Linked DNA regions of Homo sapiens: region 2 is linked to region 1. Evidence: chromatin loops called from intact Hi-C (ENCODE). Cell type or tissue: endothelial cell of umbilical vein. All regions are shown on one strand. Each heading gives the region's core, and the rest is flanking DNA. Links, peaks and the distances in the headings are about the cores only.

Evidence for each region. Hi-C counts contacts between places; a loop is a spot of excess contacts. Peaks named below come from ENCODE experiments on the same cell type or tissue, not always from the same donor. Only the 100,000 strongest peaks of a DNase experiment are listed, where the experiment ranks them.
Region 2: a loop joins it to region 1, with 10 times the contacts of the local background. A loop is called at or near these places in 2 of 110 quality-filtered maps.

What each region holds. Positions count from the first base shown.
Region 1 is chr1:215,109,339-215,117,678 of GRCh38, reverse strand. All of the region lies in intron 2 of KCNK2 (potassium two pore domain channel subfamily K member 2), which reads right to left. Among named protein-coding and RNA genes, the nearest start is that of KCNK2, 31 kb to the right of the region's middle. In endothelial cell of umbilical vein, for the core only: no CTCF peak of the experiment used is centred there; DNase peaks (open chromatin) are centred at 3,018 and 3,388; H3K27ac peaks cover 2,082 bases.
Region 2 is chr1:215,565,969-215,574,308 of GRCh38, reverse strand. KCTD3 (potassium channel tetramerization domain containing 3) reads right to left here and starts at 7,005. Exons shown (of 18, transcript NM_016121.5): 1 at 6,541-7,005; 2 at 470-523; 3 at 191-236. The coding sequence starts at 6,623. It overlaps LOC124904599 (a long non-coding RNA gene), which reads left to right and starts at 6,952. Exons shown (of 2, transcript XR_922599.2): 1 at 6,952-7,029; 2 at 7,175-7,882. RefSeq lists an enhancer at 5,931-6,791 and a silencer at 6,604-6,873. In endothelial cell of umbilical vein, for the core only: no CTCF peak of the experiment used is centred there; DNase peaks (open chromatin) are centred at 6,318 and 7,078; H3K4me3 peaks cover 2,252 bases; H3K27ac peaks cover 1,905 bases.

The sequences.
Region 1 (8,340 bases), core at 298-8,297:
ATATTCCATGAGCAGTTCTCAGTTAATGCTAACACTAGGCTGAAGCATATAAAATTGCCAATATCTGAGCATTTGGTGCAGGCAAAATGGCAATTAAATATGAGCATGCAAAAGAATAGTACTTGTGTTTTGATGAACAGTGTGTATAACATACTAAATTTCACTGCAGTATGATATTTATTACTGCAGAATTAAGGCTAATTTCCATGAACAGGAAAAACATTGTTACTAGCATATCAATCGATTAGGCTCTCATTACAGTTCTACAGTGAAGGATACATACTTATCAAAGGAAAACCCTTTATTGCCTAGAATGTTATTCTGAGAGAACACAGAGTGATTGTTGAATCCTTACTGGAAATTCAAGTTGTATTCCATTTTTGCATACATCTGAGAGATCCAGAGATACTATTTAATATTTAAGATAATTAAATTTTATAGAAGTTAATTCATATATCTGTGATTTGATATCAAATTTTGTGACTCATTACATGAAACTAGTTTTTCAGAAATTCTGTAGTTATATGGACATGGTACTTGTTTTATTTTTTTCTAGGAAAAATAGAGGCATCTGTCTAAATATAAAATGCAGAAATCACAAAGTTACATTCCACAATTAAATGTAATGTTATAGAGTACTGACAAATGTTAGATTTTCAAAACCTAGCATCAATAATCTTTTTCTTTATAAAAATATATATTTGATTTCATGTGGAGAAAAGAAATGGAGTAGTACTTTGCATATTTTATACAAAACATAGGTGTTTAAATCATACTACACTTAGAGACTGATAAGCATATTTTCAAGGTTCCCCCCCCAGCATATTTTGTAAGGAAGATTTTGTAAGAAACAATATGCCATAATGTTTCTTACAAAAATATGAGTCAAAATATATTTATTTCATGAAGACTTTATAAAAATAAAATTTAATTCTTATTACTTAAAAGGGATATTATTTTCTACAGAAGGCAGTTTCTGCACACCAGACTTTAAGGAAGCACGTCTAAAAGTAAATATCTTGCTTACCTTCTGATATATTTCCTTCCATTTGGGGATTATGCAATCGAGTGTCAAAGCTATTTTTAAACAGACTAATGAAGTGTACAGCTTTTTTCTTGCTCTTTTGAAAGTGTAAATTTATTTTCTGTTAGTAGAAACAAAAGCTTAAAATCCAAAGCAGGGAACAACAGATTTGAGAGCAGATATCATTGAAGGGCCAGAAACCATGAAGCATACTGCTGGGTATTTGGGTTGTCTTTCCTGGTCATATCCATTTAGGGAGATTTTTTTAATCATAAAAGTAATATACATATTATTGGACATTTGGAAAAATAATACTAAAGAAAAAAAATCAGTCACGGTTCCTAAAACAGTATTTTGCAACATGCATATATTCACGTTTTAATAGTTGTAACAATAAATCTGCTGAAAACTCTTTTCATATAACATAAGCATATTCCAAGGCATTTTGTAGTCTTCAGAGCTATCATTTTTAAGGACTTCAATATCTCACTGAGTAGCTACATTTAACATAGTTTACATAACTATTCCTCTATTATTGAGTAAACCTGTCTAATGTCTAAGGGCAAGTAACCATTAGCTGACTTGTTACAGGGAAGATTTATATATCAGGCAAGGGCTGAACTTGAAACACTGAAATTCTTTTTCCTTTGAGCCTCAATGAAATGAGCACAGTGGTGTATAGAAAAAAAAAAAAAAAAACATGATGAAGACCCTGTGCAACTCTAAAGGAGCCAGTCTACATATGTGAAGCAAGCACACTGAAGCGGCATTTCCCTGGTGTGCATTTTTCCATGAGTCTTCCTAGATTCCATATTACTGTATGGAATAATATTTTATGGGACCATTAATCTTTGTCTATCTTTCTGGCCACCTTCTACCCCATCTCAGCATGAGTGGAAGAAAAAGATTAATTTTTTTAAAAAAAAAAGGAAAGCATGAAAGAGAAGGAGGTAGAAGAAGAAGTCAGAAAGAAACCAAAAGGCAAGGAGAGAGGAAAAAGATCAAGGTTGTTTAGTTAGTAAGGAAGACACAGTTCTAGGACAGTAAGATATTTATCTAGGCAGTTCCTTTAAAAGAGGTTGTCCTTAAAATAGGATTTGAGTAGGCAGGAGACTGAGATCAGGGAGACAGTACCTGAAACAATATTTTTGTACCATGTTGCCCAAGGCGTGCTACACTAACCAACATTTATTTACACATTATTTTTCTAAGGCCTGAATTTCTAAACTGATGAGAAGAAAAAGGCTAAAATGTGAAAAAGGATGTTTTTCTCTGTCAGTTACACACATCCATAGGGTTCCTAAATTTGGAAAACCTCTCGTTTTTTTCCAATATAATGTCACTAATCTCTATTCATTTGATTTCCCAATGCACTTAAGCCTATAGTTCCATAATGGATACAAGTTTAAACAAAAAGAAAGTGTTTTGTACCTATATAAAGGTAATCACAGGCAGGGGAAATGGTTATGAAAATTATTCAAGTTTCCACAGAAAGGCAATATTTTTATGTAAGTTTTAAAAACAAAAGGATTTTTTCCTGTCCTTCCAGAATCATAGTGAGAACTGAAATTAAAAAATCATAGTAACTAAAATATCATAGTGATGATTGAAAATCTCAAGCTTTGTACACACACACACACACACACACACACACACACACCTGACAAAGTAACCAGTTAACACAATTTATATTTGAATAAATCAAACTTCCTACAACCCAAATTAGTCATGAGTAAAGGCACTATACTAAGACATTCCAATAATATCCTGATAGACAGATCCTGTTTCAGGCCCCATAAAATGTGTATTTCTCACTTTGAGTGAGTTGACTCATTGCCATTAATAACCTACAAGAAATTTCTGTGCTTTTAGGCTCCAGGTAAAACTTCTTAATATACTGCATGGGAAGTTTATTAATGACTTGCTAACATTATGCAGAGAAAAGGAAGTCTTGCAAAACTGTTTAATATGTTTATATTTCTTGGCTCAATGTCACAAAATCAAGACAGCAAAAATAATATATAACTTCCCAAAACATAGTGATTCATACTGATTCTGTCTTAGCTTCTTAGCTTTTTCCAAGTTTCCCCCGCCTTTCTCAATTACACACCCATACACTCACCAGTTATAGCAAATACTGAATTGGTTGAACTCTATTTTGTTTGAGAAACAAGAACCTGATAGAATTTCTTGCCCTTTTTTGAGCCAACTGGAATAATGGAGCTACCCTTTGACACCTGTCCAGTAGTTATTACACAAAAGTGCAATTAAACCTTTCCCTCAGGCACCTCTTTGGCTGGCATGAGAGTGTCACACCACAACCATCAGCGCTGAAAATGAACTTGGCACCTTTCCTCATGTTTTCTACATTAGTCACTCACTTATACTGTATTGTTTGTCTTCATTCACAACTAAGATACTAATCTCAACAATGCTTCAGAGCACAGCACCCTATGAAAGGGAAGATGCTTCAGAATTCTCATAATAAGCATGAGGCTGGTGGGTCTTCTCTCCACTTCATCTGTCTCCTAACTCCCACAATCCAAGAATATGTTTATGTTGGTGAAACATGCAGAAAACTTTTAAACCAAGCAGGGAAAGAGAAAAGTCAAAAGTCACAAAAAAGCAACATGCAGTCTCTCGAGGATTCAGAAGAGGCATGAAGGGGAAAGGTTATGGGCATTAGGAGATGACTAACTACACTTGAACCTCACTCACACTTTCATTTTTAATCACTTGCTGTATATCTGTTGGGGCTGTACATCTGTTGGGATTACATGCCTGTAGTCCCAGCATTTTGGGAGGCCGAGTTGCGCAGATCACTTGAGGCCAGGTGTTCAAGACCAGCATGGTCAACATGGGAAAACCCCATCTTTACTAAAAATACAAAAGTTATCTGGGCGTGGTGTTGCACACCTGTAATTCCAGCTAATAAGGAGGCTGAGGCATAAGAATCGCTTGAACCTGGGAGGAGGAGGTTGCAGTGAGCCGGGATCGTGCCATTGCACTCCAGCCTGTCAACAGAACAAGACTCTGTCTCAAAAAAATAAAAATAAATAATATGTTGGGTGTCCTCTAGACAGCTACTTCTCTTTAAGCTAACTATTTGAAACAGCAGTGCAAGACCGGAGGGGCTTCACCAGAACCTTGTGAGCATTATGCATATAGTGTTACTTAAGAGGAATCAGATACATACTTATCTTTCACAAAAGCTGAGGCAGAAAGAGGCTAAGTGGGTCACTTGGTCAAAATAAGTAAAATATGCCAAAAGAATAATAAAATAACTTGGCAAGCCAGGTTCAGGTCTTGGGGTTATATTAATAGTTCAGTTGTATTACTGCTTTGGTTGCCTCACCTTGCATATAGCTATCATTTACAATATTATTTCTATGTGGAAATACTGAAAGTTCTAAGCAAAAAAAATACATTCATAAATGAATTTTTTAAAGAACTAACTCATAAAGTTGAACGTCGGTGAACATTTTATTTTATCCACGTGTATGATGCATTCTAAATAGTCATCAGGCCTTGTCTTATATGTTTATGTCGCATATGGCCTATGTGTCCAGTATAATGTTAACTACTCAAGAATCATTTGTAGTATATTCTATGCTTACTGATTTTTGAGTAGACATAAAATCACTATCATGAACTGTCAGAATACAGTATAGTCATCTACTGTTAAGCGACACGTGACTACACTGTATTCTGTCAGTTTGCGATAGTGAGAAATGTGATACTGAGAAAGGTGTGGTTAGGCAATTTCATCATTTTGTGAACATCATAGAGAGTACTTCCACAAACCTAGATGCGATAGCCTACTGCACACCTAGGCTATATGGTATAGCCTATTGCTCCTAAGCTATAAACCTGTACAGCATTTTTCTGTACTGAATACTTAAGGCAACTGTAAGACAATGGTATTTGTGTATCTAAGCATATGGAAACATATGATAGATACAGTAAAAATTGGGTATAAAAGTAAAAAATGGTACACTTACATGAATGGAGCTTGCAGGACAGGAAGTTGTTCTGGGTGAGCCAGTGAGTGAGTGGTGAGTGAATGTGAAGGCCTAGGACATCATTGTACACTTAGGGTACACTGAATCTATTTTTAAAATAAAACTAACTTTCTTCAATAACAAATTAGCCTTAGCTAATTGTAAATTTTTCACTTTATAAACTGTTTAATTTTTTGACTTTTGTACTAGCACTAAGCTTAAAACAAAAACACATTGTACAGCTGTATAAAAATATTTTTTCTTTATATCTTTATTCCATAATCTTTTTTTTAACTATTTAATTTTTTTAACTTTTTAAGCACTTTAAAAAAAAAAAACTAAGACACAAACAAATCATCCTAGGCCTGCACAAGGTCAGGATTGTCAATACTACCGTCTTCCACCTTAATCATGTCTCACTGGGTTTCTCCCAGGGGAGGGAAAGAGAAGACTGACTGAAACATATGTCCAGCAAGCAGACTTTCCAAAAGGCTTCTTGAGGGACTGGTGCCTGTCTTGTCCAGCTAACAGCATTAACAGGACCTAACACGCTCTAGAAGTCTGGGAGCCACTGAGAACAAAGAAGAGCTGAGCAGCATGTGGTAGCTCCAGAGAGAGCAAGAGATTACAAGCCCCTGAAAAAGAAAAGAGTAAATCCCTGTACTTGGTAACTTACAGGCACAAGTCCAGAGAACGCACAACTATAAAAAAGATTTGAGGCCCACAGAATCTCTAGGCAGGCTGATTAGGGCTGATTGGTGATTAGGTATTTCCCCACATGAATCCAGTCCTTAGAGATTTACAGAGGTGACTCTTTATTTCACATGCGTAGATCCAATCATAAAAGTTACAAGGCACATAAAGAAACAGGGAAACATGGCCCAATTAAAGAACAAACTAAATCTCCGCATACTGATCCTAAAGTAACAGAGGCATATGAATTATCTCATAAAGATTCAAAATAACCATCATAAAGACGTTCAACAAGCTCAGAAAAATAATGTATGAACAAAATAAGAATGTCAACAAGAGACATAAAATATAAACAAGAACCCAACAGAAATTTTGGAGCTGAAGAATACAATAATTTAGTGGAAAAATTTACTAGAGTGGTTCAACTGCAGACTTGATCAAGCACAAGAAAAAAACAGTGAACTTCAACAAACATCATTTGATAGTATCCAGTTAAAAGAGCAAAAGGAAAAAAATAATTTAAAAGAGTAAAGAAAGCCTAGTGACAGAGGATAAACCATCAAATGAATGAATATATACAACAAATAATAGTCATATATAACACCCTACAGTTAACATTATACTCAATGGTGAAAAACTGAAGCTTTTCTTTTAAGATCAGGAACAAGACAAGGAGGCCCACTCTCACCATTTCTATTCAAACAGTACTGGAAATCCTAGGTAGAGCAACTTGGCAAGAAAAAGAAATAAAAGACATCCAAATCAGAAAAGAAGACACGAAATTACCTCTGCTCTCAGATTACATGAAAAGACATGCAGAAAACGTTAAGTGCATACTACTAAGTGAAGGAAGCCAATCTTACCAAGCTACATGCTATATAATTCCAACTATATGACATTCTGAAAAAGCAAATTATGGGGACAGTAACAAGACTGTGATTGTCAGGATTTAAGGGGTTAGGCAGAGCATAGAGTATTTTTAGGGCAGTGAAACTATTCTTTAGGCTATTGTAATAATGGACACATGACATTGTATGTTATCCAAACCCATAGACTCTACAACACCAAGACTGAACCTTAATGTTAGCAATTAGTTGATAATGATGACAATAATGTGATAGTGATGTGTCAATGTAAATTCATGAATTGTAACAAATGTGTAACTCTGATGAAGGATGTTGATGATGGAGAAAGCTATGCATGTGTGGGGGCAGGGAATATATGGGAAATCACTGCACTTTCTGTTCAATTTTGCCACGAACCTAAAAATGCTTTAAAAATAGTATATTAAATTTTAAAAAAATGTTTGGGATTAGAAAATGTGAAAAAATCTAGAACAAAACAAAAATAAATGTCGAAACCATGTGATGCTGTCATAAACACAGGCATATGGACCAATGGAACAGAATCAAGAATCCAGAAATAAAGCTATGCATATATAATCAAATGATCTTCAACAAGGGTGTCAAGATTGCATAATGAGGAAAGGATAGTCTTTTCAATAAATAGTTTTGAGAAAATTTGATATACACACCAAAAAGAGGGAAACTGGACCCTTAGCTTACACTATACATAAAAATCAACTCAAGAGGGGTTAAAGACTTAAACATAAGACCTAAAATTATAAAACTACTAGAAGAAAACACAGTGAAAGCTCTTCAAGACATTGATCGAGGCAAAAATGTTATGGCTAAGACCTCAAAAGCACAGGCAACAAAAACAAAAATAGACAAATGGGACTATATTAAACTAAAAAGCTTCTGCACAGCAAAAGAAATAATCAACAAAGTGAAGAAGCAACCTGTTGAATAAGAGAAAATATTTACAAACTATTCATCCAACAAGGGACTCATATCCAGAAGGTGCAAGAAACTCAACCCAACAAACACTAAATAATCCCATTAAAAAATATGCAAAAGACATAAATAGACATTTCTCAAAAGAAGACATACAAATGGCCAGCAGGTATACAAAAAATGCTCAACATCACTACTCATCAGAGAAATGAAAATTAAAACCACAATGAGATATACTCTTACAGAGTTAGAATGGCTATTATTAAAAAGATAAAAAATAACAGATGTTGGCAAGAATATAGCAAAAAGGGAACTCGTATACACTGCTGGTGGAAATGTAAATCAGTACAGCCACTATAAAAAGCAGGATAGAGATTCTCAAAAAGCTGAATAGAACTACCATACAATCCAGTCCAGCATTAGGTATTTACTCAAAAGAAAAGAAATCAATATATCAAAGGGACATATTGTACTGTACTCTCATGTTTATTGCAGCACAATTTCCAACAGCAAAAATATGGAATCAACCTAAGTGCCCAACAATAGATGAATGAATAAAGAGGTGTGACACACATGCACGCACACACACACACACACAAATAATACTCAACAATGAAAAAGAATTAAATCATGTCACTTGTAGCAACACGGATAGAACTGGAGATTATTACATTAATTAAGATAAGCCAGGTACAGAAATATAAATCTCACATGTTCTCACTCTTACATGAGCGCTAAAAGAAGTAAATCCCACGGAGGTAGAGAGTGGAAAGAAAAACACTAGAGACTAGGAAGGGTGTGTGGGCGGGAGAGGGGTGGGGAATTA
Region 2 (8,340 bases), core at 222-8,221, 460 kb before region 1:
TATAGTATTCCCTACTTAGGGATCTTCTCTGATTATAAAAAACTACATATGACAAGAAATAAAATTATGCCACTTTCATTCAGTGATTATTAAAATATCAGTTCTCCTATATTCTTAGAGTAACTATATGTTAGGACCAAGCACTATAAGCATTAATTTAGGAATATGTATCAATTATTATTATACTCACAGCACCAGTTTCATCTCGAAGTGTTGAAATTCTCCCACTCAGCAAACTGGAAGTCATTAATAATCTAAAGTTAGTTTTTAAAATCTGAGTATAAACAAATGTGCTAATTCTTTACCAAATGTTAAAGACCACTAAAAGTAAGTTATCTATCTTCCAAGTTCAAAAATATATAATTTTAAGAGTTAACCTTTTTTATTAAAAAAAATTTAACTGACAAACATTATTATATTTTGGTAAATAAATGTATTAAAATATACACTAAAGAATTATAAGACATACCTGGAAAAAAAAGAATCTGGAATCCACATAAGAGTTTGTCTTGAGGTACTAAATCTGCAATTAAAAATCATCTGGTATTATAAGTGAGAACATGATTTGAAATTTCAGTATTAGTTAACTTGTTTTAATACACTGGCTAATGATTTACAAGATGTTTTATAGTTATAGCTGTACCAATATATTTATTACAGTTAATATTTTTAAACGTTGCTACTTTCAATTCAGAGTTAAGATTATACAAGCAGCTCTCAATAACAATAAACAACTTGTTATCCGCCATATAATGCATCTTAAAACACTACTTTCCAATAAGCTAATCTCTGCTGAAGAATCAACAATTAGCCCATCACACCAAGTCTCAACTTCTCAGTATAACATTCAAAATTACCTTCAGGTTCCATCTCATCTCTCCAGTACAAATGCTGGTTTTCCCCTCTAATAGGACAAAACTTCTTCATATCCCCAAAAAATTCATGCTTACTACCATTTTGGTATCTTTATTCAGCTAGATCACTCTCTTCATGTCCAATAATTCAAGATCCGTCCATCTTTCTTGATACCACTCAGGTTTTACCTTCCCTGTAATAGTTTTTCTAAATATCCAATCCTGTATTATCTCTTTTTAAGCTCATAGTAATTTCACTGTAAATTACTCATTTAACACCTTCTTTATAGGCAGTCTTGGGCTATCTGCAACTGCTGACTTCATTCATTCAAAAATCATTCAGCCAAATACATCACTGTTCTGAGGTTGTCATTTGATCAAGCTTGTATATTACCAAGGGAGGATCTTTACCAAAGTACAGTATAATAGACTGGGACAACAAACCAATAATTTATGTAAACTGATATGGCAAACAAAGCAATATAGTACTTGTTCAGTCCAGCCCTTCTCTGAGTATTTTCATTTTAAGATATCACCTTGAACTACAATGTTATCTCACCCAGCCTAGCAAACCTCTACTTTCACTCCACATTTATTTTCTGGCATTATATGAAATCCCTAAATTTATTTTTACCTTTCATACTTAAACTAAACAAGGTGACTGAATAGTGGCACTAGTTACCATGCACTATCACCAGGAAACACAGGCCAAACCCCAGCCAAAATGGCTAAGGGATGTTTCCCAGGCTGTGCATGTATACACTGTATCATCCATCTATTGTCTGCCATTACCTAAATTAGCAGCCTGGAATTATCAAAAACGTGGAAGTTGCTTACTTTTTTTTATTATGCTCACTGCAGCATAACAAACCTCAAAATACATCCTACTTCCCATTCCCATCTTCTAAGTGGGCTATTAAATAGCACTGGATTGCAGGCCAGGGTGACTGTGACTACCAAGGCTTATACAGAGTAGTGTCAGAAGTCTCACAGATCTCTCAACTTTGCAAGTCCATCCAGGCACCTGAGGCAACAATGGCTCATAATATTTTACATATCTTGATAAATGGATTATCTGTAAATTCACTTTTCAAACTCAGTTTCAGAAATGGATTTTGTATTAAAAAAGTAGATGTTGTTTTTTCTTAAAGCCAGAGAGGACCACCTAAAAGCATTGTTCTTAGCACCTAGCACACACCCAGTAAATGTTTATTGAAACTTATGTGTGATAAACAGAATCACACTCTAAAACTCAGTTAAATGTTCTGTACAAAACGGAGACTTGATTCTTCTGTACGATCTGCAGGCATTTTATGGTTACAACAGAGCACTTTCAGAATACACTGGTGTTGACACACAGATGTCACTAAACTGCCCACTTAAATCATTTAGCAGTATCAGTCTCAGTGTCAGTAACAGCAGAAGCCGTGTATGCACTGTTCCATAAAAAGTGCCTTAGTCTCCAAAATAAATTTTCTATCATTATCAAAACATGCTTTCCAATCACAATTAAAAGTTTATCTCGGCTAGGCGCGGTGGCTCACGCCTGTAATCCCAGCACTTTGGGAGGCCGAGGCGGGCAGATCACGAGGTCAGCAGATGGAGACCATCCTGGCTAACACGGTGAAACCCCGTCTCTACTAAAACTACGAAAAATTAGCCAGGCGTGGTGGCGGGCACCTGTAGTCCCAGCTTACTCAGGAGGCTGAGGCAGGACAATGGCGTGAACTCAGGAGGTGGAGCTGGCAGTGAGCTGAGATCGCGCCACTGCACTCCAGCATGGGCGACAAAGCGAGACTCCGTCTCGGAAAAAAAAAAAAAAAAAGTTTATCTCCACTTCTTCCCACATACAACTTTACAATTTGTAAGGAAAAGTATTCTTTCATTGGCTAACTGAAGGAAAGACAGTAAAACAATTCATTTATTAAAGACATTTAAATGTAAACTACAGTAAGGGGTACTTTAGGGAACACATAGAAGTTGACTACTAACTAATTTCACAGGTTATGGACAGTCTAGGTGTTTATAAGCAGTTCCTACGCCCATTTATCTGATTAACAAATGAGTCACTTTAAGAAAACACTGCAAATGCTCCTAAATGCGTTTCTTAATAGACTCTTAAGAAAAATAAAAAATACACAGATTACCCCAGTCACAGAAAACTGACTTGGTCCAAAATCAAAGCAAATCCACTCAATGGTAAATTGAAGGATCCAAGGATTCATACATTGCAGATTCACTGTTTTGGAGGCCATCAAATTCATTCCAAATGAGGACAGCTTATAACTTGCAATCTTTTATATTCACCACTTATTCACCAATTGTATTCCAAATAATTAAAATTATGTGCTACTTAGAAAATCACAAAGGTCTGCTTAAAATCATATTATCAGTTTCAATTTTAATCAGCATTTTGGGGAAAGGTTAGTAACCTGGAATTTCTGGGCAAAGGAATTAGACCCTCATCCCCACCAATTTTTTTTTAAACTTCTGGCCCCAAAACCAGTCTCGAATATAACTTCATGAAAACTAACACACTTAAAATTACACATGATGAGCATAATCATTTGAAAGCCTTTTCTGTTTTGATTTGTTTTTTATCCCATACCCATAGTGTCCCAAGAACAGAGTCATGTACAATCTGGTTTCAGCAAAGGACTAAAGAAATTTGCATACCCACAGTTATACTTCATGCAACTTGCCTCCTACTAAATTAACTTGGTAGCAATCTAACTAGTTATTTATTCTGCACTGTAAGTACTGATAATGCCACTAACCCTTGCATTTCACATTTATTACTTCAAATTCCTATAACAATCTGATAAGATTGGTACTACTGTCTGTCACTTTACATTTTAATAGACTAAGTATCAAAATATTTGTCCAAGGTTGCTAGGCTAGTTAGAGATAAAGCCTGGGAATTGGAAACATATACCTGACTCAAAAGCTCTTTGTCCAGGAGTCCTCAATGGCTAGTCCCAGCCCTCTTGCATGAGGCCCAAAATCACACTTGCCCATAACAGAATTAATCATAAATTCAGTCATAGTGAATTCACTTCATTACTTTTTGTAAATAACGAATACTAACAATTCTAAATGAAACTTCATCTACTCTACTTTCTGAATCACCCACAAAGTATTAAACCATAAAAATTAGTCATTTCTATAATTCCTTTGAGTATATCCATTTTCATGTCTATTCTCCTGAGGGAAAAAAAAAAAAAGACCTTACCGATAGCATATGCTTCTCTGCTCCCAACAAACTCTCCTTTTGAGTTTTACTCTATCACTTCAGAACTTCAATTCTATGCCACAGCAGTTCCTGAACTTCAGTGGCAATCATATCAGGATTTTTCTCTTACAGTGGCTTAAGTGACTATGTTACACTGTGTTTTGTACAAGATACAGGTGACTTCTAGATCTCATCTAGCTCTAAAATGCTGCACGAGTGTAGGATTCAAAGCAAATCTAGAAAATATTCTTAGAATATGGAGTCGGATGTTGTTTTCTACGGGCCATACCATTACTACTTATTTTATAAGCCATTTTATCTTAACAATTTTCTGAAGTTTTTTAATGTTTCCATTCCCACTAACAATTTCATGTCTTGTAAACTGTTCAAACCAGTAATATATGTACTATTTTGTATCTTTGCTAATATCACTTAGAAAAAATTAGAACCTGATAAGCTCAAGTTTCATAAATAATGTAAACACAAGATAAAATGTCACAGTGCCAGGCTGAGACAGGAGAATGGCGCGAACCTGGGAGGCGGAGCTTGCAGTGAGCCGAGATCGCACCACTGCACTCCAGCCTGGATGACAGAGCGAGACTCTGTCTCAAAAAAAAAAAAAAAAAAAAGTTACAGTGCCAAGATAACTGCCTTATGAGTTAAAACTTTTAAATGAATTCTGCAGTCTCTAATAAGAGTTCACTCAGTATTAAGCCATCCACATAGTAAATAACAATACTGCTTAATTTTTACAATAATACTGTATGTCCTTGTGAATGTCTGAATAGAAATATATTAACTATCGGCCAGGCGCGGTGGCTCACGCCTGTAATTCCAGCACTTTGGGAAGCCGAGGCGGGAGCATCACGAGGTCAGGAGATCAAGACCATCCTGGTCAACGTAGTTAAACCTCGTCTCTACTAAAAATGCAAAAATTACCCGGGCGTGGTGGCGCGCGCCTGTGACCCAGCTACTCGGGATGCTGAGGCAGGAGAATCGCTTGAAACTGGGAGGCAGAGGCTGCAGTGAGCCGAGATCGCGCCACTGCACTCCAGCCAGGCGACAGAGCAAGACTCCGTCTCAAAAAAAAAAAAAAAGAAAATTAAAGAAAAGAAATACATTAACTATCAATAGCAAGTAGAAACCAGTGTAGGGATTGTAAATGATTATACTGCTACTCTTCAGTATAATCAACACACATTGCAGGCCTCCTCTTTAGGGGTATTCCACAAGTTACCAAACTTCCAATATTTTAACGTGATTTTAGGAAAAACTCCATTTCTTACATTAGGAGACATAAATCTCCATAAGACTGGTTTCTATACAACTGCAATAACGTTGTAAATTATCTAAGTTTTGATTTGGGGGAAGAGGAAAAACCCTAAGAACGAAGTACCATGGTTTTCTGTGTTAAATTCTAGAAAGCTATCAAATGTTTAGGATTAAAGCACTACAGTAGACATTTTTTATCACTATGGTTCTAAGACATTAAAATACTTTTAAAATGCTGGTTGAAAATCATATTCTCAAGCACAGAAAAATTAACTGTATTCCAGAGCATTTCCTTGTTTATCTCCTTACCAAGCCTAAAACTCAACTAATCCTTCTTTCAAACAGCTGGCAAACTCCCTTTTCTGAGAGGAGTGACTCATAAGTTATAGGAAATCCACAAAAACTACGATTTTTTCCCCCAACAAACTTAATAACAGGCACAGAAGGGGCGGGGGGGGGGGGGGGCGGAAGGCCAGAAAGAGAACAGACAGAGAAGAGCATTCAGTCTGTTTACTCCAAGGGCGTCACACCGTGCCAATATCCAGAGCTTCCTAAAAGCAAATGTTCAAACTGCAGTTTCTGGACACACTGTCCTAGAAGTTGAACAGATCCTTCAAGCCCATGCACCAAGAAATTCTGAAAATAAATAACTAGGTACTGCAAACCTACTGCACTCCCATCACAGAAATCTTTCAAATTACAAATCCCCTAATTAGGCGCGGAAAAGAACACCGCACTCTTCCCTAAGAAAACCGACACCTCGTTGACCAAAGAGAAAGGAAAGCAAGTTCATCTCCAACATCCAAACCACAAAGCCAGGTTTCTACTAAATAAAGTCCTCAAATACACTCTAATCTGAGATGAGGTAAGGAAGGCTGTGTAATGGTTCTCCTTGCCTGTTGGGAGGGGCAAAGGTTGGCATTCTAGGACAGCAGCTACTCTGCCACATGGGCCTGGTCCTCGGTAATTCCAAGCGTCCCTTCTGCCTCTCCCTTCCCAGAGCAGATGCTTCACCAGCTCCAAAATCCGCCCGACGTTCTTGCCGCCTGGAGGCCCCCACGTTCCCCTCCAGGCTTGGCCTCCCACGCTCGCCCTCGTTCCTGCGACTCTCGGTCCCCGTCGACACCAAAGGAGGAGGCCGCCAAGGCATCCCCGCTGCAAGCCCGCTACCCGCCGACTCACCTGGTCCCCCCTACGTTCAGTTGGACGATCTCGCCGCTGCCGGCCGCCGCCGCGGGGAAGCTGCCGCAGTGCCCTCCCGCCATCTCCGGCGGCTCCGGACGCGCTCGCCGCCCTCCTTCCCCAGCCGGGACCGCCGAGCCCGGGGCTGTAGCCCGAGGCAGCGGCGACGGCTGCAGGGCCAGCGGGGCGGCGGCGGCCGGAGGGCGGGGGGTGCACGGGGCTTCCCCCACCTTCCCGGCGGCCGGGCGGGGCTCGCTAGCTTCTGCCCCTTCCCGGGTCAATCCTGCGGTGCACAAGGGCGGCCCGGCCTCCACCTTTCGCGGCCTCCAGGCCGCCGGGCCGCCCGGGCCTCTTCTCCGTGCTCCGCTGCCACCGACGCCGCCGCAGCCTGCCTGGGAGGAGGGGTCACCGTTCGGGACAAAATACCGCAGCGCTCACGCTTCGCCCGCCACTGCCGCCTAGAATGAGGAGGAGGAGGAGGAAGGAAAGGTCAGGGAGGAGCTTCCCAACGCCGCGGGGCTGGCGCGTAGGGAGGCTAGGGGAATGTGCTCCTGGCCAGCCGCCTGCCCACGCGGGATTCCATTTCGTTCCTCCTCCCCACGCGATCCCAGCCCCTTTCCCTTTTACATTTCAGATTTTCTAAAACGAGGAAGCTGATTCGCAGATTGAGGGCAGATCTGGGCAAACGATCTACGGATCTTTATGACCCACTTTGTCAACATGGATTGGGAAAGGAAAAACTAATCCTAGAGGTAGTAAAAGTTGATGCCTAAATGTAGACAGTGCAAATGCAGGGAACATTTGGAGATTTTAAAACCTTACAGCGTTTACCCCAGAAAACTGCTTACTTTACCCTCTTCAATTTAATCCCCAATCTCCCAAGCAGTTTTTTTGTTTTGTTTTTTGCTTTTGTTTGTTAAGCAGGAAGGAAACCAAAGGACAAAAACCCCTAGACTGTGTAATGCCCAGCAACCTATTTCTGGAATATAGTAAGCACTCAACTAATGTTAGACACACGCAGAAAACACACAATTTTATGCGCTTGTTTATTTATTTGTTTTTGCTTTAAACGGTATCTATTCAAACCCAAAACCTTAGTGGCTATTAAAATATTTTTTAAATCGGAATACTATAATACTTGATGCCCTGCTAACAAAGACTAACAAAGATAGTGCGTTATGTTTCAGAGGTCATTAGTTTGTGGTACTAAATTCTTAACATGAATTGTTTTGTCATAGTTGTATCATAATAATTCAAACTGATAATGTATCTGATGTTAAGTTTTTATTGTCATTGTCATAATTTTTACCAAAAAAATAAAAAATAGCCTCTGGCAAGCATACTAATGTTGTGATATGCTCTATCTAGATTCGACTTGAAAGATGTTAATAGTACATATGGATGTAAGATAAGTATTATTTCTCCCAGTTGATGATAAGCTTAATAATAGCTAATTTGTGTTTATCATATACCCGGTGGTTTAGATATTTTGTCATCTTTCTTCGTCACAACTAATGTTATAATTATTTTTAAAAAAGGAAATTTGGGAATGAAAATGATCAAAAAAACTTGCTCAAAATTACATAGGTAGCAAGTGGGATGGCAGGAATTTCAAGGCAAGCAGCTTGAATTCAAGGCCACTGTTCACCATCCTTACCACTGCATTGTACCTCATTATCTTCACTTTAGACAGGGAAGATGAGTAACAGTTCAGATTAAAGCAGCAGCAACTAGGAATCTAAACCAGGGTGTCCAATCTTTTGGCTTTCCTGGGCCACATTGGAAGATGAATTGTCTTTG